4 separate regions of the Mus musculus genome follow, and regions 2, 3 and 4 are each linked to region 1. The links are chromatin loops, found by intact Hi-C in ENCODE. Cell type or tissue: left cerebral cortex. All regions are shown on one strand.

Region 1 (8,000 bases):
ATGTCACTATGTTTACTGCCTCTTCAGTAAATAAACAAATGGATATGAAAATATTTTATTTTTGCACTTAGCACTCTCTTTTGGTACGCACCTGAATGAAAATAGGCCATGTAGTGACCTGAATCTGGTGAAGACAAATCCCATATGGTGCTCGCCATCAGGACCCAAAGCGGCTCTGCTCAGGCAGCACACAGCACCCTGCCAAGACACTGAGCCTGAGCACGCTGTACCGTGGACCTGGTGGGGAGCCTCCGTCATTAGGACAGCCTTTCATACTCTGGAGCTTCCCCTAGTTCTGTCTTCTTCTGGAGGTGGGAGACCTCTTATTATAGCTGCCATTGCTTTGCTGTGAAGGTTATCAAGTTCACGTTGCTCTCTGTCTCAGAGACTTCAGTCATGGCTGGTGTTCATCTCTAGACCATTTCCATTTCCTCTGCATCACTCTCAGAAGTTGGAAACATCTCCCTTGCTTTTTGGACAAAACTCAGCATTATATAGTCAATGATCTCATCTATTAGCTAGGATCAGGTGATTTCTAATTTTGGTATAACCCCTCCTCCCTATAAATATTTCATATTCTTTGAATATATTCTTTAAAGGGCAGTTGTAAACATTTATAAGTTATAAATAGTATATCATGAAGCACAGCTGGTATCATCTACTTTTCCAAATTAAAGCCTTTCTAAACCTCATCTGGAGGAGAAAAACTGCATACTGCATATTGTTACACAACCGTCCCTCTGTCACCGTGCTGCCATCGGACTGATGTGACCAACTGCAAGAGCAGGGGCTGCCACCAAGCATGTTCTGCCCTTGAGAAGTATAAAATGTCATCTCAGAATCTATTATTGACACATTCACTTACCAGGCAAAACATAGGAATGGACGGAGAGCTGGAAGCTGCGTCAGACATTGAAAGGCCAGCGTGTGATTCATCTCAGACAGATAGCTGTGTTTTATTCTTCATAATCTTTTAAGTAAAAGCATGCTAAAATCCGTAAGTAATCTTCACAGGATCTAAACACAAATTTAAGAATACAACTTAAACATTGTTTTATTTTCTTTAATACTTAGCAAAACAAAACAAAATTGGTGCTTTTATATCACTAATAGGAAAAATAAATTGCACAGGATTGAAATAGTAACCAGGGGCAAAATATATTTGTAGCTTTGTGCATCAATGCTGAAATTTTTTTCCCTTTTATAGGGCATCAAGCAGCTCAGGAAAACCTGATGTTCCTTGTTCCCTGTACATGAAAGAGCTACAAGGTTTCATTGCCAGAGTTATGAATGACTACTTTAAACACTTTGAATGCTTGGATTTTGTTTTTGACAACACTGAAGCTATTGCCCAAAGAGCCATTGAACTTTTTATCCGCAATGCCAGTCTCATAAGACCTCTTGGTGAAGGTGGGAAACTGCGACTTGCTGCTGATTTTGCACAGGTAAATTGATGCATTGTTCCAAGGGAACTAATGTTTGAGCCTCACTGTTATGTATTAAGTAAACATCAGTGTCTTAACTATTCATGTAGCTAAAGAGAAAAGAAAACCCACCTGAAACTAATTCACTACAAAAAAGAGTTTTAAAATATTGTACCAAATACTATTTTGTTTTTCTTTCTTTCTTTCTTTCTCTTTCTTTCTTTCTTTCTTTCTTTCTTCCTTTCTTTCTTTCTTTCTTTCTTTCTTTCTTTCTTTCTTTCTTTCTTTCTTTCTTTCTTTCTCTCTCTCTCTCTCTCTCTCTCTCTCTCTCTCTTTCTTTCTTTCTTTCTCTCTTTCTTTTTTTCTTTTTTTTAATTTCTGGAAGCTTTTAATTTATTCCCTCCCAAAAGACCAACTGCAATCAAAGGGGGTGAAAGGTCAAGATCTTATTGTCTTCATAACAAAATTGGCTTAAAACTGGATCACTTGGCCCTTTCTCTTCTTGTCGCTTCCCAGTTCAAAATGCTTGCATCTCTTAACAGCCAGCATCCTCTTAGATCTGCAGTTGGGCTCAACACACTCCAGTCTCAGCACAATCTTCTTTGTAGTTTTAGCCTTTTTGCGGAAAATAGGCTTGGTCTGCCCACCGTAGCCACTCTGTTTCCTGTCATAGCGCCGCTTTCCCTGGGCATACAAAGAACCCTGCCCTTCTTGTACTGTGTCACCTTGTGGGGTGGGTGCTTCCCACATTTCTTGCAGAATATCCAGCAGGTCTTAGGCACATTCACTATGTTCAAAGGAGCGCTATCAGCTCACACACACACACACACACACACACACACAAATGCTGTTTTTCTTTTTAACAAAATTAAAAATCATCTTTGATTGTTCAAGATTAAGGCAAAGTATCTTATGTCACAATAAAGCAACACTTTGTATTATTTCTATTTTCTCATCTCCCTAAAGCCAATAATAATCATTGGTTTACTTGGCTCAAAATAATGTACGCAATGAGCTGATGTTGTAAACAGCAGGAATGGAGCCATGGAGCCGCGTGCTATCCTGAGAAGAACAACCCTAGCCCGGATAGTGAGCAGTGAGCGTCTGTGTTCAGTGAGAGACAGGCAGGGTGCCTGAAGATACTGCCTGATTATATGGGTTCTTCACTAAGTGCAGTACTGTTTTGCCCCTGTGGCTAGCCTTAAAATTACCTGCAACTACCCGAGTCTTCCTCCTACCCCTTCAGGAATCAGAAGCAGAGAAAAGGCCCTAAGCACCCAGTGTCTTCAGAAGCAGATGACTCAGGGGTGAATCCAGTTCTTAACCCTTTCAAAGCTGTTAGCTTTACTAATCTCAGTAGTCATTCATGGGAGTCTCCATTGCAGTCTGCCCGGTCGTCCTTGGACATACAGATAATTACTCCTGTCAGCACTGAGTCCCTGTGTGTCTGAGAGCATGCCCTGGGCCTCCTGCTCAGGGTCATGGCTGCCAGGTGCTCCCACCCTGCAGCATACTTAAGGCCCAAACCTGGCTTTCAAAAGCTCCTTGCTTGTAATTGATCAAGCAGTTATTTTCATTCCGCAAATGAGGCTGTGAAACTACACAAAATAAACCTTCCTTTGGAAAAGATACCTTTAATAGGTACATGTGAGAAAAGAAATTAAATGCTCCCATTCAAATGGTTTAACCTTGTCCATTTTTGTCACCTTCCTTCTCTCTGAATAATGACTTATGGAGGCAGTTGTGTCCGTGTGTCCAAGGACCTGTCTTACTCCTTAAAAATATCTCTGATAGGTCTGTCTCCTGGCCCTCTCCTAGGTTTTGTTTGTCTCCTCTCCTCCTCCTCTGCGGCTCCCTCCCCCACCAGCTTATTTGCATTCTTCTCCAGCTGGTCCTTGAGTCACTTTCCTGGAGGCAGCACTTCAAGTCCAATTAGAATGGCAGCTGAGCAGGAGATGGCCAGAGTGAGTGCCATAGGAGAGGGAGGCTTGCTTATTGTAATGATGTGTTCTCTTGAAAGATGGCAGCCCCCCACTGCAGCTAACCCTGGCTCACAGTGCACAGCCTCCAGTGGTGGGGTGAGCTGCAGCACTCAGAATTGTATCTCCATCCCCCACCCCCTTTCTTTTTAAAGACATAGTACCTTCTGAAGCCATTTCCTCCTCAGGATAAATGAAACTCTGTTACTTATGTTTGACAGATTCTTGTGTTTAGAAATGGTGTTTTCTCTGTGCTGAGTGGACTTTATAGCAGTGCTGTAGGGTTTAGTTGTGGAGGCTCAGCCCCTGCACCTACCCTTGGTTTGCTGCTCCACAGTGTGACCCAGTTTAACAAGATCCTACCATTCCTCTTAGCCTGGCTCAGGAAAGACACGTTGAAGCGTGGCGTTTGCGTCCAGTAGTATTAGCAAACCCTTCCCGGGTGTTAGGTCAGAATCAGGACTCCACTGTTTTTCTAATTAAACTTTGAACTGGGGTTTTGATTTCACTAGATCAAAACTGTAATTGTGTGTGAACCCCAGCTTTCAGAGTCCCGTTTGGTTGGAAATGTTTTGTCTGGATTAGTCAAAACTCTCAAATAACATTTCCCTGAAATGTGTCTGCTTCACAGGCAGCCATTGGGGACCAGAGCCTTTTAACTGGCGAGTAACTGAAAGGTCTGTCGATTTGTAATCACAATTAAACCAGGCCACTGAGGTTACTGGGCTCCAAAGCACAGGGTTCTCTGTGTCTTTGCAAAGGGTTCCTGTGATGAAAGTCCCTGCTGTTTGGCTGAAAGCAGAGCTCAAGAAAAGGCCAACAGAAGGAATTTGGGTAGATTTTGACATGAAGTTTAGCAGTAAAGACAATAAGTGAAGCGTCATAAGGACTCTTGAAACAATCCTGACCTCCACAGGGCGCCAGTGCAGAGAAAAGGTAGTTGCAGGCTGCCATCTGGAGGGCTCTTACTGAGGGAAGTGCGCGGCATAGGTCCCCTAAGAATTAGGTCATGAGCATGAGGTGGCTTCCTACAGGTAATTAATTTCCTGCTGGGACCACATTGCCTCTTTGTCTACACTAATCACACAGCAGTTCAAAAAGCCCTGAGCTTGTCCACGCCCGCAGGGTTCTGCCTAGTCCCACTCAGGGCAGACATGCCCACTGTCTGCTGAAGCGCCATCCCCCTGTGCCTCACTCAGCTCTCTTTTTTCCTCCGAGGAAAAGAACAGATATTGAAGTTGGAATTAAATCCTTTACTGATGCTCCTAGCAGTTTCTATTCATACATTTTCTGGTGCCCTTTAAGGATACATTTTTATCTTTCCCACACTGCCTCAAAAGTGTGAGTTAGGAAGGAAAGCAAACCACTGTTGGTTCTGACTCCTCTTGCCTTTTTTCTCTTGTCCATTGTCAGTGTACGAACACCCCTGAAACATGTAGGTGTGTCCGGTGGCTGACCACGTGCCTGGTGGGTACTGAGTAGCAGCCAGGTGGGGCAGCAGCCCAGAGGCCTACCACCGTGTGTCCATCTGTAACCCCGCAGACTCCTCCAGCACAGAACTCCGCCTTCAAGCATGGACTTCAGTGTTTAAAGGGAAATGACTTTTCAGTCCCTCGGGGGTCATTATAGATTAAAAATTTATCTGAAAGATTTAGCCTTTGAAATCTGTCTGTGTCATCACAGAGCTCACAGTCATTTGAGGCGATAATCTTTCATACAGGAACTTTTCCATAGCTATTTAATTGTTTTAACATTTAGTCTTACTCCAGGCTAGGTCAAAGGCTGTTTGGGTTGATCTTTGAATGAATCACAAGGGTAATAGGAAGAAAAAGATGACCAAAATATGTCATAGAAATTACATCACAGAATATGTGCTTGGAAACCCGTATATGCACACCACAGTTATTGGTGGGATAGACTTAGCCAATCAGAAGCTTGTGCCGATTACGTAGTTACTTGTGTTCAGTGCAGAGCAACTGTTCGATTCTGATGGAGACCAGAACTCCCAACAAGGCCCGAAGACTAGCCCATCAGCCCTGACCTGGGTTTGAGAACAGTGGTCCCCAGCTGTTCTTATCTTGTCAGCAAGAACACTGGCATTTTCTTCTTTAAATTTTTATTTCTTTAGCCTTTGTATTTTAGAGTTTTCTAATCATGTAAGATTTTCCCCTTAAGACTTAGTGTTTATTCTGAATGTTGGTGTTTATTTTGAGTCTTTAGTACCAGAAGATTGGCACTGACCTAACACAAAAGCATCACAAGGAGGCTGCCCTGCGCGTCTCAGAACCCGCTGCAGGCCTCTCGGTGTGCTCTCATGGCCTAGTAACAAGTCTGTGGACTTCTGTATGCGTACTGTATCTATTTCAGCAGTACAACTAACATTTAACAACATTATAAAGCTATTTGGGCATGGATATTTGTGTGTTCATGTACACATTTATACATGGTCTATGATCTTGTTGAATAGTTACATTAAAAAAAAACCCTCACTAAATATGAGAATTCTTAAAAGAGAGACAATCTCCTTCTAATTCCCTGCCTCATGCTCACATATAACGTGGCACCTGGCTGTGAGTCGGGAGTAGAACTTGCTGCCCAAATGACGATTGATTAAGCGTCTGGGGCCCCCATTGGCAAGGAGTGTTGAGTGCTGTTTCATGAGGGCGCTGATCCAGTGACTTGCTTCCCTGTGTGTTTCTTAAATAAAGACACTGCACTATTGGGGAATAATTTGCCCTCAGCCGCTTTCTAACCTTGTCTTTATATGGAGCACATTTTTAGTGAGCTTGGAGGACCAGTTTCCTCTGTGTACCAGAAATGGCAAACAATTTGCCTGAGCATGCGGTAGATAAAGAACCAGGAGCCATTAATGTCAAGTAGAGTTTCCAGTCAAAGCAGGAAAATAAAAGGAAGTGAAACCAACATTTGCTAATTTCTTGCATGGGGACAGATTATATTAATTATAATTAATAATATATTAATTATATTAATAGTTTAAATAAGAAAAAATTAAATACTGATAATTTTAGAACTTTTAAAGACCTATTTTGTTTTCGTTTTATGTGTTTGAGCATTTGCCTTCATGTATATATATGCTCCATCTGCGTGTCTGCGGAAGGAACACAGAAGGGGTCACCAGATCCCTGGCAGTGGAGTTACAAGCAGTTGTGAGCCACCATGTGGGTGCTGAGAACTAAACCCTGCTCCTCTTCAAGAGTCCTTAACCCCTGAGCCATGTGTCAGCACCAGCTTAGCACTGAGTACTTCTGTGTCATGCAAGCAGAGTCTATACATGTAGCTTCTGTAATTATACCAAGCACGTATTATCATCTCCACCTGACTTACGACTGAGCTAAGACTAGGTCACCTTATAGTGACTATAGTTTAGAATTCTGCCACTTACATGGCACTGAAATCTTGAGAGCTAAACTTTATAGTCACTTGGACCATACTGACTGGTAAGAATCGTCATTGGTTCTACTGACTTTGGAGACTTGCAGTGCCTATATAGAATACAGAGCATAGTCTAGAAAGCTTTTTTTCTCGATATTTCAACTAAGACAGTGTCTTAGATAGGGTTTCACTGCTGTGAACAGACACCATGACCAAGGTAAGTCTTATAAAGGACAACATATATTTGGAGCTAGCTTACAGGTTCAGAGGTTCAGTCATTATCTTCACTGTGGGAAGCATGGCAGCATCCAGGCAGGCATGGTGCAGGCGGAGCTGAGAGTTCTACAACTTCATCTGAAGGCGGCTAGTGGAAGACTGGCATCTAGGCAGCTAGGATGAGAGTCTTAAAGCACACACCCACAGTGACACATCTACTCCAAGGCCACACCTACTCCAACAAGATCACAGGTTTTATTTATTTATTTTTTTTTATTTTTTTTTATAAAGAATTTAGACTGACCAATTCAGAGTCTGCCATTTATTTATTTATTTATTTATTTATTTATTTATTTATTTATTTTTTCGAGACAGGGTTTCTCTGTGTAGCCCTGGCTGTCCTGGAACTCACTTTGTAGACCAGGCTGGCCTCGAACTCAGAAATCCGCCTGCCTCTGCCTCCCAAGTGCTGGGATTAAAGGTGTGCGCCACCACGCCCGGCGATCACAGGTTTTAATAGTGCCACTCCCTGGGCCAACCATATTCAAACCATCACAGACAGAATTTGAACTACTTCTCTTACTTAGCAACATCAAAATATCTCATCTTGGGCCTCTTTAGTAAGAAATGTAAACGTCATTAAAGTCTTTACCTTTTAATAAACGTAAGTGGCTTCCTGAACTTGTTTCATAGCAGTTAACATTAAGTTTATAAAGATCACAACTTCTCTGGATTGAGGTAAAGTCATGGCTAATCTGTGAGTTGATTGGCTTGCAAATGTCCTAGGAGCTCAGTAAAGCACAGGAGGGTTTCTAGAGAGGGTTTCCTGAGGGAGGAGCCTGCCCTGAGCTAGGTCCAGCCATCCTCAGCTGGGCTGGAGCTGAGAGGGAAGGAAGCATGCCAGCAGCACCGGCATTCTCTGTTTGCTGGCCACCACCTGATGAGCTGTTCTGCCCCTCCGTGCCTTCATGATGGACTGAACCTCAGA
Region 2 (8,000 bases), 170 kb before region 1:
GAGGTCTGGGAACTGTTACTGAGGAAGTAGTTGAGGGTGTCTGGAAACTGCTGCTGATCCATTGTCCTTGCTGCAGCCTGGTGGCTGGGACATTCCATTACCTGGGCGTGAATGCTGGAGCCTGGGGTTTTTTCTATTAGTAATTGACTTGCTGGGCTTGCCCAGTTTTTATGCCTAACCTCCCTAACTGCCTATTTGAAATCTGTCCTGTAATCAGCCTATCCTCAACCAAAGCAATGTAGGGAAGAAAGAAGTTATCTGGCCTACATTTTCACATCTCTGTTCATCATTGAAGGAAATTAGGACAGGAACCCGAATGCAGAAGCTAATGCAGAGGCCATGGAGGAGTTTTGCTTAATGGCTTGCTCCCCATGGCTTGCTCAACCCTTTTCTTATCAAACCTAGGACCACAAGCCCAGGAATGGTACCACTCACAAAGGTCTGGGCCCTCCCCATCAATCACTAGTTAAGAAAATACACTACAGCTGGGTCTTCTGGAGACAATTTCTAAATTGAGATTCCTTCCTTTCAGATGATTCTAGCCTGCATCAAGCTGATATAAAAGTAGTCTGTACACCCCAGAATCCAAATTAGTGCTTTCTATATGCAAATAGCTGTGGGACTGCCCATGGGAGCATGGTCAATCTACCAGGGTTCTCATCCTAAAAGAAAACTGCTTCTTCCTTTGCAGCTATCAGCTGTTGTAGTTCCTTAGTTTGAGGTGTGGGTTTGTGTTGTGTTAACTTTTCCCAGGAAGATACAACACACATATGTCTACTCATCCCAGAAAGGGACCTGTGACAGACTACAGTGTGGATGCCACAAAGTCTAACTTGGTGAACCAGTGAATTTTATTGGAGTTACTTACAAGACTATTGGTGAAGGGTTTCATAGAGAAGTGAAATGACTCAAAGATAGTTGTGTCATCAAAGCCCATCCTAGCATGGTGACAGTTTACAAAAGCTGGAAACTTGTGGCTCAATTTATCGGAGCCTTTTCTAGGTAACATAGCTGTCTGTTTCTTCCTGGCCGCTGCCCTTGTCTGAGTCTTTTCATCTTGGCTTATCTGTTAGGTTTTAGGGATTTCCTGAAGCTAATTTAAGTTGTTTACTTCCTGTCTTTCTTTTTCTTTTGTTAATTCCAACTTTTTATTGACCAGAAAAAACCATATGCAACATAGAGCATAAAAAAGCAAATAATGCTAATAGATTTGGATTACCATACATTTCCTTCATTTTGATTCTTTTTGATTGAAGTCTTGAGGAATAGTTATGCTATATACTAACTTCCTGTCTTAATGGTGTTTCCTGCAGCATGGAATGTCTTACCTCCCCCTAGGGCATTGTGCTTAATCTTCTTGTAAATATTCTGTCCTAAAATATCCCAGTTTTTTCACATTCTGTTTACATCCTAAGTTTCCTTCCTAACCTGGGTGGAAACTGCCATACATGCTTGTCTATCTGTCCTTCATCCATATTGAATTGACTAGGTCAATCTTGTGCAGATAACCACAGCCACTATGAGTTCCTGAGGGATTTTTGAATATGGATATTCTTATTCCTCCACTTTCCCATTTTTTTAGACGATATCATGACTGGAGAAAGTATTACACATGTGGATTTATGTCTTTTCAAATTTATTCTCTTCAAGCTCTAGTAAATTTATTCTCCCCAATAGGAAATATTATGTAGATGAGGAACTTTTCCTGTAAAGGGCCAATATAAATCATTTTGATTTAGTGAGCCATATACAAATATATCATCTTTTTCCCCCCATTTAAAAATAGAAGACCACAGAATAAGACTGTTTTCTGGGCACACCAAGGTTATTGTACACATGAAGCGACAGCCTTTGAGACTACTTACAGAAGATCTGCAGGAGATCAAACAGGCTAGAATCCCAGCCTGGAGGGCAGAGGGCCTCCTAGTTGAGCTATTTGCAACTGCCACTTAAAGGGAGGGAAAGTAGGTTTTCTTCTGGGAAGCAGCATAATGCTGTAGTGCAGGATCTTGCATCTAGAGAGGGCATTAAGTGGTCTTGGTGGGCTCAAAAACAGAGCACAGTAAATTAGGAGAGGGAAGAGGTAGGGGATAGGGAGGGAATTAGAGAGGCCTTCAATGGGTAGTGCAGTGGATCAAAATATGTTACAAATAGCTATGGAAAGCATAACAACAACAAACAATCTTAGCTTTGAGAGTTCACAGGCTTTAATGTTGTGATCAGCACCAGGTTGTTCGTTGATGCTCCATCTTTTTATTTTTAAATATAATTTGTTTATATTTACATCTTCACAGAGTAAAAATCTGAATTCCCAAATTCTTAGACATTTTCTCTCTCTCTCTCTCTCTCTCTCTCTCTCTCTCTCTCTCTCTCTCTCTCTCTCATGTGTTAAAAAAAAAACCACACACCCCCCACATAACCCTGGTAGTCTTGAAGCTTGTAATGTAGATCAGATCAGGCTGCCTCACCAATGCTGGGAGAATAGACAGCTATCTGCCACCGTATTGATACTTCCTATATATTTCACCTAGCAGCACATTGTGTCCTTAGTTACTCGTCCATCTCTTACTTTTTTTGTTTTGTTTTGTTTTTGTTTTTTTAACTTAGGCACAGACAGACTCTGGATTCAGCTTGCTTTGTTCTCCACAACGTCATTCATTCTTTGTTCCGTTGTGCTCTTGCATGCATTATCTTCACCTCATACTGTTGTACTCTGTCAAACATGTGCAGAGTTCTTACTTCCTGGTGACTTAGAACTTGTTCTTATGCCATCCCATATTTTCATAAAACAGCATCACCAGTGAGGAAGACAAAAACAAACTACAACTCTTTGTCTAAAATAATTGTATTGTAATTTAATTGTAAAGTAGAAAAATGATTTTTAAGCTGTAATAAAGACCATGGTTATCAAGTATTCCTATGGCGAATACTCATTTTTTAATGTGTCTTTTGCCCGTTTTTCTTGTTCATAATGTTTTCCTCACTGACAACATATAAGAACTAATGAATTAGAACTTTTTAAATAAAAATAATCTACAGTAGGGAAAAAGGCAGCTTTCAGAAAGGCAGAGTGTCAAGAATGGGCTTTTTTCAGAGGAGGGCTAGGCACTTTGGCAGGGCTCACCTCACATCTGCTGACACAGTCCTTTTCCAAAGCAGCCCAGCTGTTTCTCTGATCATGCACTTCCTTCTCTCTGTAGTTTTGTATTGATGTTTTGGTTTGTCTTGGGGTATAAAACAACAACAACAACAACTAAAAGAATTTCATTATTTTCCTTGTCATTATAGATATTTAAAAATTCTCAATTCTAAAGGCAGTAGATCTTTTAAATATAGATTATCTGTTTGCATATCAACATATACAAAATCTTAAAGAATAAGATTACTTATGAAGACTAAAGATGCTTGAAAAAAACCCAGCATGTTCTTACAACAATTTGTTCTAGTCTTTTTTTCCTGTAACACAGTTATTCCTCCCCCGCTCCCCACACAACAGATTTGTACTGTAAGAATAGCATCATGGTGCAGCCTGTGACTCCCAGAGGTAAAACACACAGTACTAAATTTCCATCTGTAGATTTTAATTTTCATATTTCATGTCATGTTGAAGTCAAATTTGAAATCATTTTAAGCTTTCAAAGACTGAATCTGTTAATTTGTTTTCTGAACATAGCATACTAGTTAACATACTAGTTAGTAACTTACTCTGTAATCAGGTTAGACATTTTACTACATACAATTCATCCTTGATCATACCTATTTAACCATATAACTATTACTTGGGAGTTACTTTGTGCTTTTAATTAATTGCTTAATTGTATCTTACTTGATCAGCTTTAAGATGATTGTTTAATTTTTATGTGGAGACAAACTCTTGCTATTTATGCGTTCCTGGTAAGCCTGGAACTTACTTTGTAGACCATTTTGGTCTCAAACTTGTACCCTCCTCCCTCTGCCTCTAGAGTACTGGGATTATGTAATGCCACTACCATCATGAACAATAGCAAGGCTACCATCAAGTTCACCATTGGTACAGACACCCACACTACTAGCACTTTCATTAATGTCATTCAGCTCATCTTCTGTTGCTTTAATAAAACTTATGAGGCAGGACTATTTATAAAGAGTATAAATTTATTTGGGTCCAGTTCTGGAGGCTAGCAAGTCCAAGAACAAGACATGTCCTGGGCATCCAGTGAGGACCTTCTTATCACATCATGGCACAGTAAGACTTGTAGTAGCTTGCTCCTCCTTCTCCTCTCCCTTCTCCTCTTCCTCCCCCACTTCCTCTTCTTCCTCCTCTAGTTGAGGCAGAGGCTCATAATATAACTTAAGCTGATTTCAAACTTAATATGAATACAAAGTTAGTCTTGAATTCATGCTCCAAATCCCAACTGTCAAGACTACCCCTGTGTCTCCCTATACCCGGCAGATCCCTTACTCTTCTTACTACATTGCAGTGCCACCATGTGGCTTCATTTTACAGACATTGTCTAACCCTAATCACCATCACCTCCCAAAGGCCCTGCATTCAAATCCACTGACGGGAGTTTTTTTTTTTTGTTTTTGTTTTTGTTTTTGTTTTTTTTTTTTTAGAATTAAGCCTCAGTGTTTTAACTTGCAGGGGAGGAGGTATCTAAGCCATAGTGGTCACAAGCTAAGAAAAGCAGATATCACCAACACCTTCTAAAACGTTGCAAATATCTGTGAGTACAGAGCTTCATTAAGATCATTTGTATCAACAACATCTTTACCATTCTCTCTACCACCATCCACTGTGTTTTGCTACCCTAATCTGGGTACCACTTAAACACCAGCTCACCATTGCATCTACTCAATTTTTTTCCTCTCTTTTGAAAAAGTAAAAGTTGCAGTTAGTGAATATTACATCTATTTGAGTATATTGTTAAAACTAGTTTTGAATTGGCATATTTAGGTATGTAAGCATAATTCAGAATATTCACATTTTAATGATGGTATTCATGAACTGAAAGAATTAGTGATATAATAGTTTATTTAATACTTTGAAGTACATTCATGATATTACCAATGAATTTAAGAATAGTTAACTTGGAATAAACTTTATTGGTATATAATAGCTATGTCAATTACTCCACCTATTGAATCAAAGAATAAAAATTTATGATATATTATGTTTTTGGATATGTGGTATAGCAGGGATATCTCAGATGTGTTAAAAATATAATTGGTGCACTAACTTTAGAAATTGTTACCTGAGGAAATGACGGTGTGAAAACATCAGGTGACTTAATGTTGGAGGTTTTGACTATTTTTGACTTTTGTCTTAGAAGATCCTTGATTTGTAGTGATTTATTGGCTGTGGCAAGAACGTGGAATACATTTTGTTGTTACTGATGTTCAGGAAGGGGTCATTTAGGTAATGTGTGACTATAATCCTGCTCCTCCATCTCTTTTAGTCCTCAGGTCCTTGTTGTTGATACTGTATGCAGTAACTCTGAAGACTCATGAAAGTTGGGGAATTCTTGCACTTCCTATTACTTAAGTTTTTGCAAATACTCTATTAGTATAAGATATTTAGGTCTTATTTTCAACTATAATTCTTCTGTGTTGTGAAATGTGACTGTTTGGTAAATTAAGTGGTAGGGAATCACCACAGAGATGTCTGACTGTGTGGTTAGACCTTTAACCACTACTCAGTAGAGTCTGTGTGTTTCACTGTGTGTAAGGCAACACTGAAAGTAAGGAGTTTGTAGTTTGGTTAGACAGAGAAACTTACATTGATGGCAAATATTAAATATAATGCAAAGGGTTGAAATATTATGAAGTGGCTCAAGGAGGACAACTTAATGTGGCAGGACATGATCAGAGATGTAACATAGGACGTAGATACGCTGAGATGTGAATGGTATTCTGGTATTGGGCGGCTAAGGAGATAGCTGTTTGTCCAGATTTGTGAAAATGTGCCAGAGAGTGTTTTGTTTTAGAAGAAATTAGAGCTAGGAACAAGGGGAATGAGGGGGAATGTTGAAGAGATGGTCTGGAGAGCCATGCTCTAGATTTTGAACTTGACAGGAGAAGAAAGATGGCCTCATTAAAGAGAGTGATGATCAGATTTATAGTTAGAAAGACTGCTCTGACAGCAGTGCCAAGTGGGTTGGAGATTTAGAAGCATCATTAGAGACAGTGAAGCACAGCCTGCCAGGCAGTGGTGTGTGAGCAGCTGGCAGTGTTGAGAACTAAGGGAGGAGCGTCCAGGATGAGACAGGGTTACTGGGAAAAGTATGGCCGACTTAGCAGAATCAGGCCCTGAGTTCCAGCTCAATAAGGGATGATTGGGTGTTCCCCGAGACGTGATAGGTTTCAGATGTGTATTGGATGCCTAAGCTCTAAGTTCTTCTCCTATACGTGAGAATTTGGAGTCCAGTAAATAGACGAGAAGAGACAGCTATGAAAGCTATCTTCATCCCTGTAAGGTGAAAACAGTGATCACTCTGATCTCTGCAGTACTCAGTGAATGAGCATAGGGGGAGGTGGCAGAGGTGCCTGGGGGCAGCAGCTAGGAAGGTGTGATGTGGAAGTCAAGAAAAGATGATGGCCGGCTTTGCCATATATTATGAGAGAATAGAAAAAGGAGGATTGTAAAGTAGGTTTAGGATTTTAGGAAGCAACTTTCTTTTTTAATCTCAGCAAAATAGCAGCTGAAATACCGTTGCTGAGATAATACGTTATGCATTTGGATGGGAGGGGCAAAGAGGAAGATATGCAATAGTAAAATTCATTTAAGAAAAAGTACTCTTGACAGTAAAATCATAATGTTGATTCTTAAAATGTGATAAAAGCAAACTAGATTTTAAGAGAAAAGGAAATAGGTGCCGTATAGTATGAATGTGAAACAACTGAGCTTCAGTGCAAGCTCCACCAGAGTCTAGGGCTTCCATCTGCTGGGTAATAGCTTGTGAGTGAGATAATACAGAAAGATGCTTATTAGCATTTTCTCTTGTATGGGTGCTGAATGTATAGATCTCCAGTGTTTTGTATATCTTGTTTATAAGTGCATATACTGGAAATGATTTGAGCATAGTTTCCCCCTTTGTGTATACATTATTTATTATATAACAAATTAAAAAGTTTAAAACAAGCATTTATTACATTGCACTTTTAAAAAATACTAGTTCTTTGATAGTTTCATTCAAGATATTTTCATCATATTCACCTGTCCTCTCCCAACTCTTCTTTGATTCCCTTCCCTATCCACCCAACATGTGGTTTTGTGTGTGTGAGAATTTAATCATATGAATATTTATTTCTACGGTAAGGAAAACCTCATTTTCATCTCTGAGACACCAGACACTGGCCACTGTCTAGGTGGGAGGAGCAGTAAGCTGCCCTGACAGTCACCCAAGAAAACAAGGGAGAGCAGGGTGGGTCCACCCAACTTTTAAAGACATTCTTTAAGACTTGATTGTGCTGTGAGATGCTCTCATGCTGTGGTCTTACACTGAGAGTGGTTGACTTATCTGGCTACACTTTTGAGAAAATGATCTCTTCTTCTCCCAACAGCTACTAGTTGCCAGTAGTTTCTCAGCTACAGGTGGGAATGTGTGCTTAGCTTTTCTCTTTTTGCTGGGATTTGGTCTAGCTTGGGCTTCCACAGGGTTTGTGTATGTTGTCATACTAGCTGCGAGCTGTGTACAGCTGCCCTGCTGTGTCCATAGGATACTGCTTCCTTGTTTTTGCAGGTATAGTAGGAATAATAGTTGCCCCATGAACACCTGTGAACACTTATTTCCTGAAACCTGTGAGCATGATATATTAAAAAAGAAACTTTGAAGTGAGATTACAGTTACAGACTTTAGGATAAGACGGCTATCTGTGTGGGCTCAGCCTAATATATGAGCCCTTAAACATGGGACTCATTTCAGCAGACATCAGAAGGAATGAGTCAGAGAGATGAGGCAAAGGATGTTCAGAGATTCAAAGTGTGAGATGGAGTAGTGGGCTGTGAGCCAAGGAATGTG
Region 3 (8,000 bases), 71 kb before region 1:
ATTTTGTTGTTATAAAACACTATGACCAAAAGCAACTTGGGGAGGAAAGGTTTATTTCATGTTAAACTTACTTTTAGGTAACAGTCCATCACTGAAGGAAGTCAGGGCAGGAGCTCCAGCAGGGAAGGAGCCTGGAGGCAAGAACTGAAGCAGAGGCCATGAAGTAATGCAGCTTCCTGCTTCCTGGCCTGCTCACTCGTGTTTCTCTCTCACGTTATCCAGGACTATTTCCCAGGGACCTTCTCATGCCCTACAGACTTACCTACAGGCCAACCCTATGGAAGCATTTTCTCAACTTGACTCTAGGACTCTATGGCAAACAGTCTAGTCATTGTCACATATTTTAAATAGTCTGCTCAGTCCAGTGTAACTTATAAAAATTGATAACTTTCCTAAAATTTTTAATCACAAATCTTCCTGGAAAGGCCTATTGTAAATGTGGATAATGGTTCCTTCTCACCTGTGCTGTATTTCCACTTCCTTGTTCCTACTCGGCTCTCCCTGGCTAATCAGAAGCCCATTCCCAGCAGGATACATCTTACAACACCCAAGTGCTTTCTTTCCCTCCAAGGCTGGTACTGTGTGAAAGTGGTAGAAAACAATTAACCTTATCATTAAACATAATATACTAAGGATTATTTATTTTTTGATCCAAAGTCTCATACATCTTGAAAACAAGAAGTTGGCACACACTGACTCTCATCTATCAAAGCAACTGCAATAACACAGTCCTCTCCAACTTTTAAGTTAGACACTGAATAAAGTTTGCAAGAGTTATTTCTAGACCCTGAACCATGAGGAAAGGAAGCAATCTGAACTTCGAGGTCACTCAGCTTTCTGCTTAGCTGTTCCAGACAGCCGTACAAAACTCAAGAAGCAAGGAGTTGCTCTCCTAACAATCAGGGTTCTCTAGAGTAACCAAATAATAGAATTAGTCTCTCTATATATAGAAAGGGGATTTATTGGAATGACTTACAGGCTGCAGTCCAGCTAATTCAACAATGGCTAGCTATGAATAGAAAGTCTAAGAAATTAGTAGTTGCTCAGTCTGAAAAGCTGTATGTATGTCTTAGCTGGTTTTCAATAAATGCTGGAGTCCTGAGGAAGCCGGCTCCCATGTCAGTGAAGGAACAAATATGCTAGCATGGGGAGGGACAGCAGGCAGAGAGCAAAAGCTTCCTTTTATGCCCTTCTATTGCCTTCTAGCAAAAGATTAAAGGTATGTCTTCCTCAACATCAAGATCAAAGGCATCTATCTTCCTGGCTTGAAGGTCCAGACTAGAAGTGGATTCACCCACTTCAAACCAAGCAAAAAGATCTCTCACTGGTGTGCCTTCCATTTCTGGACTGTAATTCATTCCAGATATAGTCCAATTGACAACAAAAGAATAGACGTCCCGCTGTGTTTGCTCAGTTGAGCCCAAGCACAACAAAATATGTCATCAACAATGTAGAATCACGTAGCCAGCATGTAATTCCAGTGTGCACACCTGGGAGAGACAGCAGAGTAGGATCCATCCCCAGAAAGAGCAGAGACATTGGAATAATCAATGAAAGAGTCAAGCAGGAGTTTAAAGCCCTTCTACAAGCATTTATATTTATATTTATTCAAGTGTTTCAGAGGCAAGTGAGTAAATCAACACTGTAAAGAAACTTATGATATCTAAAATTATTTCAATAAGTGAGAATGGTAGCAGATTTAACCCTAAAGGAGGGAAGGGCTTAAGGATTTAAAGACATAAACACCAACATTATTCCAAGTAAAGTCCGAGGAAGGAAAGCAAAGAACGCTTTGACTTTCTGCATTGTGGGACTTACATGCCAAAGTCTTAAAGCTGAGGGAGAAAAGGAACAAAGAATTGTTGAGAATATTCAAACCACCTGTGTTAGGAACTAAATAATGCTTGTGTCCCCACCACACACATGCAACTAATATATTGAACACAAATCTCCATTGTGACATTGGGACAGAGCTTGTTGTGTGACTTTTTCTGGGGAAAGTCACATTGACAGAGCAGTGAAAATCTTCATCCAAGTCCAGCTTGGTGAACCAGTGAACCAGGGCTACTTAGGCACGCATGAACAACTCAAGATGTACAACTCAGCAATCTCCTTGATGCCTCTTGCAAGCTGCAACATCAAGAAATCTCATGTCAGTCAACTTTACTATTAGGTGTGATAGGAATCGCCTGTGGGAAGGGGGTTCAGAAGTTTCTAATCCCCATTCCTTCCCTCCACTCACCCCACCCGATGGAAGTTAATGAGGTGAAAGTCCTCACAACTGCTCCAGTGTGGCCGAAGCAGCTACACCACAGCAATCTTATGGAAGAAATTAAGTTAAATAGCATCATGGAGTAGGGCCCTAATCTCATGCAATTTATATTTCCATACAAAAGAGACTAGTAAGAGCTTGCCTACTGTGAGACTCCCTGGGAAGCTGGTAGCCACCATCAAGCCAGAAAGAGGAAATGTACCCTGTCTGAATTTTTATTTTGGTTGCTGTAATCTAGCACTGTTGAATATTAGAATGTATTCTATCACTTTTTTTTTAAAACAAGTTCTTTAAGATACAGGGTTGTTATAGACATGATTCTTTTCCCTTAATGACTTTTGAACTTTTTTAACTTTTCATTTTATTTTGTATGTGTGGACTTTCTAATATAAGCATTTCATGGCATACATCTGGAGCTCCAAGAACAACTTTTGAAAGTTCATTTCCTCCTCCTTCTGTTGGTTCCTGGGATTGAACTCAGGTCACCAGTCACCTAGGGTGGGCGCTCTTACTCACTGAGCTATCACTGTCGTGATTTGTTTTAAATTTTTCTCAGTGTGATATATCTACTCCCAGAGCCTTTAGCATAATACAAATATCTTAAACTTTTTAAGTATAATGTTTTTATTCTTTGAAAGAAGTTTTAAGCTTATACAACTTAGATACCACTCTGTGGCTTTTACTCCTGCTCTTTTGTTAGATTGCCTTCCTTGTGTCTCAGACATTGTATTTTACCTGGCTTGGTGCTGGTGGCCTTTGCTGTCTTTAAGAGCTCTTGCTGTCTGCTTCAGACACAGATCGAACCTTCTGAGACTTATTTTAAGATCTATTAGCAAAGTTGGAGCAGTGATCAATCTAGGAATAATTCCTTCCTGATTCAGATGTAGAACTTTTGGCACCTTTCCACATCCCTGAGGTGCGCGCCATCAGGCTCCCAGCCAGGCTGTAAGGAACAGAGATTATTTCCAGCCCTGTGTGACTAACAGATTTTTCCCCTCTACTGTTTGGGGTGGCTGTTTATCCTCTAGGGCTGAAAATCACAACATGCTGGGATGAATTTTGCCACGTACTCTGGGTGGACCCTTTGCAGGTCTTTTGAGATAGTGTAGCTTTCCCCTCTCTGTACGTCCTTCCATAGTCTGTTGTGCAGGTCTGTTAACCCCATTCCTGTGCTGTGGCCTGGAAATTCCTTCCAAAAGAGTAAGCAGGAAGACTCTGTTTCTTGCCTTTCAGAGATCACGTCATTTGTTCTGTGATATAAAATGTCTTAGAAAAACCACTGTTTCAAAGATTGCATCCACTAACGTATGCAGTCATATAGGAGGGTCAGTTTGGCTCTTGTGTACCATCTTAACCAGTCAGAAGCTGAAGTCCCTAATCTAGTTTTATTACCACTTACCACCACCACTATTTAACCTTTATTAGATTTATTTATTTATGATGGTTGTGAGCCACTGTGTGGTTGCTGGGAATTGAACTCGGGACCTCTTTAAGAGCAGTTCGTGCTCTTAACAGCTGAGCCATCTTTCTAGCCCCCCTGTTGAGCCATCTTATCAGATTCCCTATGTAGTATAAAAGGTAGTGGTGCTATTGGTGGTGGGAGGTGTGTGTGGAGAGGGAGACAGAGACAGACAGACAGACAGACAGACAGACAGACAGAGATTTTGTTCATCTTTGTTTGCCTGTCTTACTTTCTTTACCCATTCTAGATCTCAGTACTGGCCATCCATCCATTCTGCTTTACCTCATTTTGTTCTCACTGAGTAACCAACCCTCTGAAGGCAGGACAGTGTCCCATTCAGAAGCTCAGATTCTGAAGCCTTTTCTTCCACGTTAGAGCTGGGTTCCCCTTGACCTTGAGCAGCTGCCTGGACTTTCCTCCTCTCCCTCGGCTGTGCGTCCACTCTTGCTCAGTCTCCTCTCCCTCGGCTGTGCGTCCACTCTTGCTCAGTCTCCTCCCCCTCGGCTGTGCATCCTCTCTTGCTCAGTCTCCTCTCCCTCGGCTGTGCATCCGCTCTTGCTCAGTCTCCTCCTCCTCGGCTGTGCGTCCTCTCTTGCTCAATCTGCTTTGGAGAAAGCTCTTACCAGCACCAGTGGTGCTTTGCTTTCTGCCTTGGAGTTCTGGTTTCTCCTTGAATGTAAACTTACATTTTCAGTCTAATCACAACCAATACAAGTCTTCCTCTTTAGTTACTGTTTATTCTCCTTTTGTCCTCTTCTCTCTTTCTCATGAGAGTGATTTCTACTTTTGTCTTCATTTCCATTCTGTCCATTTCCCAGCTAGGTGTAACTAACAGGTCTGACTATCTTCCACGATTTTATTGAAACTGTTCTCATTAAGGTTACCAGTGACCTACTTCTTAATTGTGAAATTCAGGGTATGTTTTTCAGTTCTTACCTCTTGGGGCCATCTGTTTGTGAGTCAAAGAAGCTACTGAGAGGACATATAATTATTTTAGGCAGAGATTCTCATTAATATTTCACATTTAGAGTAGTCTGTATCTTCTGATATCATTATTACTTTAATAACTTCCTTGGGGAGAATTCCAAAGTAAGTCGTTTGTCAAGCATCTTCCATGTTTTAGCGTGCATGGTCCCTGTAGTGTGCTGTAGAGCTTCTTCACATTCTAGGCAAGCCTTGTTAAGGAATGGAGCCATCTGCAGAGTTGAAGATTACAGGCAATGTAACAGATTGTCTTAAGTAATATTTTGGCAGAATGTATCTAAGGGGAATTTTCCTAGGAACATGCTCTTACTGATTATGCATGTTCATGCTTGGCAAAAATAGTCTACTAGAAAGTATAGTTCTTGGGTTTGAACAAACAATAAAATTAAATTTAGTTTATTCAAAAGTAAAATGCTAAACCTGTAACTATGAAGATAAAATTATTTAATATAGCAAGTCCTTTTCATTATCTGTGGGTCGTGATTAGTTGCAAAATATGGTTTCTAAGCCTTTTGTCTATTCTTTTCTCTTGTAGTTTCCAGATAAAAATATTGACTCAGCAAACTATTGGTATGATCTATATTTTTTTTAAAGATTTATTTATTTATTATATGTAAGTACACTGCAGCTGTCTTCAGACACTCCAGAAGAGGACATCAGATCTTGTTACAGATGGTTGTGAGCCACCATGTGGTTGCTGGGATTTGAACTCTGGACCTTCGGAAGAGCAGTCGGGTGCTCTTACCCACTGAGCCATCTCACCAGCCCCATGATCTATATTTTTAAGTTTCAACAGAAACAAGCAAAGTGAACATACTTTTTTTTTCTCATTTGAGACTTTCCAGAATTTTTCATCATAAAAAATGTTTCATTATTCTCCATAGCCCATATTAATAATTTATCTGCTGTGTCTAATTACCACCACCACATGAATATTTGCCCCATAAAACAAGGAGTGCTCTTCATGAAAGTGGCATCTCCAATGGCTAGTGAATCACATGACCCACAGCAGAGATTTAGTAAATAGGACCTGGCAGACAGAAATAAGAGGGAAGGGATGACGGAAGATGCTGTGTCCTTTCATGAAAACTTAGTATTTAAAAATGGTAGGGGGTTGGTGTAGAGGTGGCTCAGTGGTTAACAGTATTGGCTGCTATTCCAAGGTTTGACTCCTAGTTTATGTTATATCCAGGTTTAGTGGTATATACCTTTAATCCCAGTACCCAGGAAGCAGAAGCAAGTAGGTTTCTGTGAGGGAAACTTGGTCTACATAGTGAGTTCCAGGCCAGTCAGTGCCACAAAGTAAGACCCTGTCACAAAGAAAAGAAAGAAAAAGGGAAAAACAAACAACAAATGTTATGAGACTTAGAACAAATAAGGTAGCTAATAAATATGACTGCTTTCTTTTTGGTCTTTTTTAATATTAGAACATTTGGAAGGCATAGGTGAGACGATCAGAAGTTTTGGCCACCCTGAACCACACTTCACCTTGTCTTAAACAACAGTGCAAACAAACATTATGGCAATGAAGCTAAATGATTCATTTTTCTCAGTTTAGCGGGGAGTAATTGGGTTGGCTTTTTTGTTTGTTTGTTTTTTGGTGTATGTTCATTGTGCATGGTCCTGTGTTGCATGTGAACATATATCTAAGCACAGAATGCATTTTGAGCACATTCCCCTTACCCTCTTCCTTTCCCACCTGCCTCTACTTAGTCCTCCTTTACTCCTTTAGGCAGGTTCACGTCACTTCTACTTTGATATCCTATGTATGTGCAGGACTTTATATAGACAATTTACTTCTTAAAAGTTGAGGTCACATACACTTCACAGTGTAAGACTAACCTCATTTTTATGTAAAATGAATTTTAGAGGTTTTTTTCCTTTCAATCCAAACAATTTACCTTAGGTTTTTGGTTGTTGTTTCGTTTTGTTTTATTGGTGTGTGTGTATGTGTGGTTCTAGGGGGCAAGTGCTAACACATCTCCAAACCTTGGCTTTTTGTTTGTTGGTTTGCCTTTGAGACAGGTTTCCACTATAGAGCCCAGACTGGCCTGAAACTGCATGCTGGCTGATCTCCGTGCATACATTTCTAGAGTGCTAGGGTTGTAGTGTAGGCCACTGTGCTTGGCCTCTCTGCATAGTTCTACTGAGCCAGTAAAGCACCATTTACCTGACATGATGGCATACACCTGAGATTCTGGCATTCAGGAGGAAGATTAGGAGTTAGAGACTAGCTTCAGTAACTTAGGGTGTTCCAGCAACAGCAAGTGACCCCCGATGTCAGAGTCATAACAGTAACAATGACAATGAAAGCACCATCCTGAGCACCATATATACATGGAAGAGGAAATTGGCAGCCTTTGCAAGATGACGCTAATTGGTGTGAGGGCATGAGAAGGGCTTATGTGACCTAGAAAAAAGTAAATCAAGCCAGGGCTTAGATTTGACAGAATACTTTTATTTAATTATGGTATTTTTTCATTTTAATTTTTTATTAAATATTTTCTTTATTTACATTAAAAATGTTATCCCCTTTCCCGGTTTCCCTCCCCCCTGTAAACACCCTATCCCATCCTCCTTCCCTCTGCTTCTATGAGGGTGCTCCTCCACCTCCCCACCTACTCCCACCTCCCCACCCTCGATTCCTCTGTACAGGGGCATCAGTAGAGCCTTCATAGGACCAAGGACCTCTCCTCCCATTGATGCATGGCAAGGCCATCCTCTGCTGCATATGCAGCTGGAGCCATGTGTACTCCTTTGTTGATGGCTTCGTCCCTGGGAGTTCTGGGGGACCTGGTTGGTTGATATTGCTATTCTTTCTATGGGGCTGCCAACTCCTTCAGTTCTTACTCTAATTCCTTTATTGGAGACCCCACACTCAGTCCAGTGGTTGGCTGTGAACATTTGCCTCTGTATTTGTAAGGCTCTGGGAGAGCCTCTCAGGAGACAGCCATATCAGGCTCCTTTCAGCATGCACTTCTTAGCATCCACAATAGTGTCTGGGTTTGGTGTCTGTATATGGGATTAATCCACAGGTGGGACAGTCTCTGTGTGGCTTTTCCTTCAGTCTCTGCTCAACACTTTATCTCCATATTTGCTCCTGTGAGTATTTTGTTCTCCTTCTAAGAAGGGCTGAGGCACCTACACTTTGATCTTCCTTCTTATTGAGCTTCATGTGGTCTATGTATTGTATCCTGGTTATTTGGAGCTTTTGGGCTAATGTCAGTGGCTTTTGGGCTCACTTATCAGTGAGTGTATACCATGTATGTTCTTTTGTGATTG
Region 4 (8,000 bases), 190 kb before region 1:
GTACTTTTTACAGTGCATAGCTAAATAGTTGCATTGTGCAGGGTAACATTCTGCTTTCTTATGGTTCCCTACGTGGCCCTGCTTAATTCTTCACTTTCTTAATGCCAGTTGTCTTTTAGTTAGTTAGGAAAGCCTGTTGCTTGTAACTGTAACTGCCTGTCCCAGCTTTTGACTCTTTCCTGGGCTGCTGCCAATCATTTTGGCCCTCTCTAGCCCGGCAAAGAGTCAACATATTACACTCCTATAGGATGTTGGTGATTCTGGAGGCTTGTCCCTCTTACTGCCTCTCCTCTCCTCTCCTCTCCTCTCCTCTCCTCTCCTCTCCTCTCCTCTCCTCTCCTCTCCTCTCCTCTCCTCTCCTCTCCTCTCCTCTCCTCTCCTCTCCTCTCCTCTCTTCTCTTTTCTTCTTCTCTTCTTCTTCTCCAGATATTGTTTGTTTTAAGTCAGTAGATATAACTTTGATGTCCAATGAACAAATAGCAGCTTACAGGGTGAAGTTACAATGTTTGCTATTTTTTTCCCCCTAATTCAGAAGGTCAGGATGCTTGAAAACTATTAGGCTAACAGGGCAGAAAAATTAGCTTCTATACTAAAGTCTTTAGAATGCTTATGAACCTCATGATTAAAAATACTGAAAGCACAGTGAATGGGTTTCATAACACGAACTCTACAAGCAGTCTAGTTTTTAAAATCAAGACTTTATAAATCTAGGTGTTAGTATTTTAACTTATGCTTGGAAGTCCAAGTACAAAATGCATTAAAAGTTCTAATTAACAGTTAGGATATATTGTAGGCCAAATGTTTACATTCAGTGAAAAAATTCTTAACACCATTAAGTTTTAATTTTAGGTTTCAAAAATAAATTTTATTTGATTATGCTACAATTTATCAAACTGTAGCATTTTTTAAAATTTCATAAAGCAGAAGAAAGGTAGGCCTTTGCCAAGTTTTGACACTCTAGTATTATAATCAAAATAAATCAATTTAATTTTCCAGAAACCTTAGTGATTTCAAGCTGCAGTATCACATTCATTCCCCCAGGGACGAGGCAGGTCAGTGAGGTTGATTAGATGAGTCTCACCATTGTGTAAAAAGTGATGCATATTAACTTGTTTAACATGATCTTTTAAATTTAAAAAGTATGTTACTTCATTTAGTTCATATAGTATTTAAAATATAGAATAATTATTGTCAAGCTATCTCGTTATATATAGCAGGTACTTACCTATTTTAAATAAGCTGTTGCTAAGTTTTGGTATTACTATGCATTGCCAGATTATTATAACAAGTAAGAAATTCTTGTTTGCTATGAAAATAGCAATCTATAATTACAATCTATAATTACAATGAATAATAATTTTCCAATAAGAATTGAGGATTTAAGAGAATAATGTCTAAGTTACATGGTGGAGGAACAGAAATGTGACACAATTTATTATTAGTTTAATCTCCTAGAGACTGGAGACAGAGCTGCTGTATTTTGAAGGCTTGGAAGGAATGTTGTATAAATTCTGCCTCACATAAGTTGCTATGTATCCAAAATTAGAAACATCTGGCTGTGTTAGGCTTTTCTACAGTGACAGAAATGGTTCTCATCTTCTTCTCAGTCTCCCTATTTGTGTGGTTAACGTCTTGTATACAAAATAGTGTAGAGTTAAGTGAAAAATTTCTTTATTGCAGGCTTTTAAGACCAGTCTTTTCTTTTAGCCTAGGACATTTGCTGTAGAATCAGGCCAAATGAGGAAGGAGGAATAAGGCTGGTGTTACTGTGGCTTTCTTCCCTCCCTTTATTGTTGGTTCCTTTGTATAGTAGGCATATTACCCTTGTAATAGAATTCAGTCTCTTCTTTTTATAGTAAACTTGAATTTTAAAGTTTCCCTATTTTTGTGTGCATATATAGGATTTATTTATTCATTGACTTATGGTTTTGAAATACTAATATAGTCTACATTTTCTACATTCAAAAGAAATAAGGTTTATATATAGTTCATTATTTCATTGTTAAAATATTATAACAAGTTGGTCATTATCAGAAACATAGCATAGTGGTACAGAAAATCTTGCTTTGATTTTTTTGAGCCTATAATTTTTTTGTGTTAAATACTTTATGCAACTTGTCACCATATAAATATATCTGTAGTTCGTGGCTTAGAAATAATAGACCTCATACATTGTTTTTAAAAACGTAGATACCTGTGTCAGTTACATTTTAAAGTTATACACTCTTTTAAGGCTACATATTTATTCTTTAGAAAATATGACTTACATGGATATCTTCTGATGGACATAATATTGACAAAATATACACATGATATTACTTTTTAACAAACTGCCATGCAACAAATACATTAAATAATGAAGAAATTGAGTATATATATATGACCTAATCTAATTGACATTCACATTGAAAATTTACAACATAACCAATACCTAGAATGTTTTCTCTAACATTTGGCAGTAATTTCATTTTTACAATTTAAATTTAAAACTCTTCTGAATGTATTTGGTGGCGCTGAGACTTCTCTCTAGTCTGTGACAACCTGAGGTACTAAACATTTCTCTCTTATTTCACTGTCTTCATAGGTAACCTTTTTGTTTCTTTTAGGATCTATCCATGAGTTGTGTATTACAGCGTTATTAGGCATGGGATCAGCTTCAACTATGGAAACAACTCGCTTTTTCATCTTACTCTTTAAGACCTTTTGAAACTTTTGTCTGGTGAATGCATACAAGAGAGGGTGGAATATCGTTGTTCCATAAGCCATGACTAGAAAACACAATCTTAATTTTACTAAAAGGTCACTTGGGCCTAAACATAGAATGGTGGTATTTAAAACAGAAATTGGTGTCCAACAGAGAAGAAATGTAGAAATAATCAATAACGACATTTTGAAGACTCTTTTCTGCCGTTCTCGTCGTTCCCGGTGGCGTTTCACGGCTCGCCGGAGGGCAATTATTACAGAAACTGAAGTTCTCACACCAAACACGACATTCCTCCCACCACTGCTTTGTGACATGTCTGTGGTCTCATGTGTAGCTAGAGAGATTGTCTTTTTCTTTCGGGCTTTCTTCTTCTGTCCTGTTGAGAATCTAGTGCCTATGCGGATGTTAAGAGCCTGGAGTATCTTAGTGTATGTGATCAACATGACTATAACTGTGAAGAAGAAGATGGGGATCTGCACCAAAAGGTGATAGTACATCCCGAGCTCAGTATAGTATTCACTTGTACTGACACACAGCAGTGTCTTGTTTGCCCATGTATTTCCACTTTGAAGACTGAAAAAATTTACTTCAATGAAGGGAATCAGGAATGAGAAGAAAGAAAAAATCCAAATGGATGTCATTAGCATTACAGCTCTGCCCATTGTCAGAATTCTGTTTGCAGGTTTTACAGAGATGTCATATCTGTCCAGAGTAATAGCAAAAACGTTGATTGCTGTCGAAACACTTGCAAAGGAAACACAAGCTTCGTGGAAACAGCAGATGAGAGCAGTGTTACTCTCCAGTGAGAGCAGAAGGATCACTATAGTTAGAGGAATGCATCCCACACAAATTATGACATCAAGTACATGGAGGTTCATTGTAATAATGTTACTGACAGAGTTGATTAAGTTGGATTTCATGCAGTAAAGTACCAGGACGGTAAGGTTGCTGCCAAGCCCCAGCACGATCTCTAACATGAGAAATCCAGTGAGAGACACTTGAAAGCTTAGTGGGTATGACAGTGGTTGGTACATATTGGTGTCGATGTCATCAATGTCATCTCGCACCGTGACGTTTGATTCAGACTGCATGTTGATTTCCAGAACAGGAGAAAAACACATTCTTTTGGAGCAGTTGGTGTTTTGCCTAGAAAATCAAATAGGATATTTGATGTTTGGCAGTTTAGTGATATATATGCAAGACATGATATTCTTTGTAAACAACAAAATATCTGTTTATCATGTTCTTAGTTTAATTTTTTTATTTAGTAAACTGCTGATTCAAAATGTAGAATTGGGAAACATCAGGGCTACCTTGTTTTTGGTGTAAAGGGAAATTGTTCTATTTTTGAAGAAATAACCATATGGGGATTGTTCCTCTCTAGTGCAGATTACTATCGGTGCAATAAGGGTTTACTTCCTTGGGAATAGCTAAGAATTAATTTTTCAGAGAAAGTCCTTCTGAATAAGATGATTTCTCAGAGTGCAAACCTAATTCTGGTCCAGTGCTTTAAGATTTCATTTAAAACCGTGTTGTGAGTGGATGCAATGTAAATGCTATCTCAGTGTGCTCTAGCATGATTAGTGTAGGTGTAATTATCCCTGTGAGATTTTAAATGAAGGGACAAGTGTTCATTTGAAAGGATAAATGCCACACAGCACTAATTTGTTCTCCCTGTCTTACCACTGCCCTAGCGACTCTAGCTGATTCTCTGAGATGCCAACAGTGTGAACTTTGGGGTTACTTCCAGAGAAAGGGGCAAATGATGGGCATTTTGTTTGTCATGGCAAGTATGCCCACTACATTTTACAGTAGACTTACAGAAATTGGGGGGGGGGTTCATTATGCTAAAGTAAAAAGCCACAAGCTTAGTAAAAAGTAGTCCTGTGGCTGATTTATTTTGTGACCACACCCTCTTGTGTGTTGTAGAAAGAGGAAATTAAAATTTCATGTGTATTAAGAAGTAGATGCTTTTGAAGTGGTTTTAAAGACTGTATTCAGTTCTTTTGCTTAAATAATTTGTGGGGTAGAAAAATGAAATTCTAAAAAATATTCTGAAGTCCATTTTTGAGGAAGCTTTTAAGTTATACATTACTTGTGAAATATTTTGTTCACATCAGCCAGTGAATAATTTTGAAAAAAAGTTCTGAAATAAACAGGTTTGACTAATTCATGCAAATATATATTTTAGGAGTTTAGTCATTTATAAAAATGATATCTGATTTTCTGGCCTGAAATGTCTGCAATGAGGTTACTCAGCTTAACATATGAATTCATACATCCAAGTATATTTCACATTTCAGGTATAACATTTTAACAGCAAAATACTTCATTTTGAAGTATAAAAATTAATGGTTTTCAAAATTCACAATGACATTTAAATTGATGTTACCTTTGACAACCTTATGCATGTTATTCATATTTCAGAAACATATGACAGTAATTTCATTTTAATGGGTATTACCAGGCACATATTTATATAAAATGGCTCAGCTTACTGAAATCCTGTGAAAATGGGCAATTCTAAGAGAACTAAATTTTCTGAACTGGAAGACTGAACATCAGGTCTTTGTTTTGTCACATCACATTTATAATTAAATAAAGCACACTTGTCAAGTACAACAGCAATGATAGAAAACATGCATTTTCTTCTGTGGGGCTCCATGCATCCTCTGACCTACCTGTTTACTGTTGCTTTATGGGCCTTTGGGCTCACCATGGTAGTTTTCCACAAATTGATACATGATGTCATTGACAATTCTGACATGAATTTTTTTTTCCTGGTAACAGTGGAGTAGCTGTGTTTTATTTCATGTTTTGTAGGAATTCATTCATTTGCTATTTGAGTACTTGAGTTGTATGATGAGATTTAGTTGGCTAATGGATATCTAAAGAACAGCACATAATTTTCAGGCAAATGAAACTTCATCAAATGATAGAAATTGCATTTTCTTTTTGAAGAAATAAAAGATTGTATCTCTTTATTTTCCAGAATATGTGAAAATAGAAAAGGAAACATCCCGTCTCTAGCTTCTAAAATGCATTTAGATATCCATTTGTTTTCAGGCTCTGTCTGCAGCAGGTCTCATTGTTTGGAAATGATTTCTTGATCACATAATTTGCTTTATATTATAAATCCAGTACACGCTCTTTTGATAAAAACCATCTGCTATTTAATTCGGTTTGTTCTCATTAGAAGAGGATGCATAATTGGTCATAAAGCTCAGATGGAAAACTCTATTAGTCATACCAATTGATATGAATATCTAAATAGTGCAGAAAAACCTTTGCTAAAGCTTTGTTTTGCTTGCTGGCACATCATGACATTCTCCTTTTTGAAGTTTTTGCTTCACTGTTTCTTGCACAATCAATAGTGTCCATAATTCTGCTATATTAAAGTGTGAGATCTTCCTTTTAAAACGCTCACCAGTTGGTCTTCAGGCTTTTACAGTTCTATTTTTTTCTTTTCGTGGTTAGTCTATGTAGCATCGTCTTGGGATGCTGTCAGCTTGTTCCGTTCCAGCACAGCTAATCTGAGGCTTTAACTCCTTAGTGTCTTAAAATCATGTGTTACAAGAATATCTGGTAGTCTGTGGTTCAGAGGCTAGCGAGCCTCTCAGTCAGTTGCAGTCTTCAAATTGTCAGTTGTGTATACTGAATTAGGTGTGGGCCCTTGTGAAAAAGGCAAAAAATGATTAAGGACTAGGTATCCTAATAATTTTGAATTAATCACAAGTTACTTTGGTTAGAGAAATTAATCCATGTAGCATTTGTTCTCAAAATAAGCAAACTGTATTGCTGTAGGCATAGCTATAGTCATAAAATGAAGCTTCTTCAAATAAAATCTCCTTTTCAAAATAGAAATAATACTATGTTACCTGATTGAGCCGCAGAATTAGCATTGAAATATAAACATGAGAAAAACTGTAATTCTGAAATATTCCTCTTCTCTCTTAGAAGCGATTTTGAATGTTCAGAGATTATGAACAGTTAGTATTCAGTAAACATACTACCACGTCCCCCTGGGTAATAAATTTAACATTTCCCGCATGCTGGGAAATATTGCAGCTTGTTTAATTATTAGCACATAGCTTGAACTTTAACTCATTAAACCAGATTCTGTGATAAGACACTATAAATTTCTTTTGATGAATTGCTCATGTGGGTGAAATGTAAATGGTAGTAAAAAAAAATCTTAACTGCATATTAAATAATTTTCAGTAAGCATGCCTAATTATAATCTTAACATAAAACAGCCAGAGAGTCAACTAGCTTCTTATAAGAAATATGAATGTTCTTTTAGCACTTGAGAAAGGCTGTATTATTGACATTAAGAATATTTGGTATATCCGAAGAGACTTAAGAGCTGCTGTTTTTGGAGTTCATTGTAGAGAACAGAACAGAATGGTTTTTTTTAACAGTGCACCCTAAAAATTACATTAAAATACATCATGTGTTAAAAGAAACCAATTTAAAAATTACCTATTTACCAATAAGTAGAAGGAAAACAATCAAACTCTTAAAAATTTAGGCTAAAAATTCCAAAGTAATTTTATTCCACTGTGCTGTTTCAAAAGCACCTATATACTATAATAAGGAACACATCTTACCTCTGCTAAAGAGCTGACGAGTTCCTGATGTAGTTGAAGCATTTCCAGTTTTGATTGATTCATTCTGTTGATTTGAAAGTACAAGGGCTGGGGGAAAAGGGTTATAAAAATCTCTTCCAAGCGACCTTAATGGAAATGTATCTACTGTGCCATTGTTTCAGCAGCCCTGCTAATGTATAGAATATGTAGTGCTGCTTCGGCTGCAGCAGCCTCTCACTCTTCCTACTGTGGAGTCAATAAGCATCTGAAAATGCGTAATGAAAGTAATTTAGCATACTGAAGGCTTCTTGTCTCCTGAGACAGCATTCGGATCCAGGCTTTCTGAAAAGGAAGGGCACTGCTCTGGAGAGGGAAGCCTGCTCCGAGCAGCTTTTGCAGAGTGACAGCCTACCTTGTCGCTTCTCCCCACTGCAGAGAGATGCAGTGCATTCACTAATTTTGATTGGCCAGTTGTATTGGCTTAAACTGCTTCATATGTATGGCAGGGGTGTTCCCCCCCCTCCCCAATGGCTTTATATAAGGATGCTGTTTTAAAAGCCTAAGTTTTTTTAACTGGTTGTTTGTTGCTCTTAAATAGAATATGAGTAAATTAGTCTTTTAAAAATGTGTATTTGGTTCTGGCTTATTGATTCCCAATGCCAAACATTAAGAACATAGTTTTTTTCTTTTTTGTTGTGTTTCTGCTT

The links. Peaks named below come from ENCODE experiments on the same cell type or tissue, not always from the same donor. Only the 100,000 strongest peaks of a DNase experiment are listed, where the experiment ranks them.
Region 2: a loop joins it to region 1, with 2.0 times the contacts of the local background. A loop is called at or near these places in 2 of 42 quality-filtered maps.
Region 3: it touches region 1 in a loop (2.2-fold over the local background); 2 of 42 quality-filtered maps call a loop at or near these places.
Region 4: a loop joins it to region 1, with 2.4 times the contacts of the local background. A loop is called at or near these places in 3 of 42 quality-filtered maps.

What each region holds. Positions count from the first base shown.
Region 1 is chr12:31,892,764-31,900,763 of GRCm38, forward strand. Cog5 (component of oligomeric golgi complex 5) reads left to right here. Exons shown (of 23, transcript NM_001163126.1): 18 at 1,208-1,445. It also overlaps the pseudogene Gm35666. Among named protein-coding and RNA genes, the nearest start is that of Hbp1, 53 kb to the right of the region's middle. In left cerebral cortex, a CTCF peak has its summit at 4,350 (motif pointing left); DNase peaks (open chromatin) are centred at 233, 803, 2,895, 3,314 and 3 more places; H3K27ac peaks cover 2,926 bases.
Region 2 is chr12:31,726,830-31,734,829 of GRCm38, forward strand. The region is part of intron 6 of Cog5 (component of oligomeric golgi complex 5); the gene reads left to right. Among named protein-coding and RNA genes, the nearest start is that of Gpr22, 17 kb to the left of the region's middle. In left cerebral cortex, no CTCF peak of the experiment used is centred here; DNase peaks (open chromatin) are centred at 3,490, 6,233 and 7,978; H3K27ac peaks cover 982 bases.
Region 3 is chr12:31,821,800-31,829,799 of GRCm38, forward strand. The region is part of intron 11 of Cog5 (component of oligomeric golgi complex 5); the gene reads left to right. Among named protein-coding and RNA genes, the nearest start is that of Gpr22, 110 kb to the left of the region's middle. In left cerebral cortex, no CTCF peak of the experiment used is centred here; DNase peaks (open chromatin) are centred at 3,312, 4,272 and 4,923; H3K4me3 peaks cover 893 bases; H3K27ac peaks cover 1,888 bases.
Region 4 is chr12:31,706,186-31,714,185 of GRCm38, forward strand. All of the region lies in intron 6 of Cog5 (component of oligomeric golgi complex 5), which reads left to right. It overlaps Gpr22 (G protein-coupled receptor 22), which reads right to left and starts at 7,698. Exons shown (of 3, transcript NM_175191.5): 1 at 7,315-7,698; 2 at 5,386-6,376; 3 at 682-3,850. The coding sequence starts at 3,825. The coding sequence ends at 2,527. In left cerebral cortex, a CTCF peak has its summit at 1,063; DNase peaks (open chromatin) are centred at 3,285, 3,541, 3,672, 6,214 and 1 more place; H3K4me3 peaks cover 5,415 bases; H3K27ac peaks cover 4,000 bases.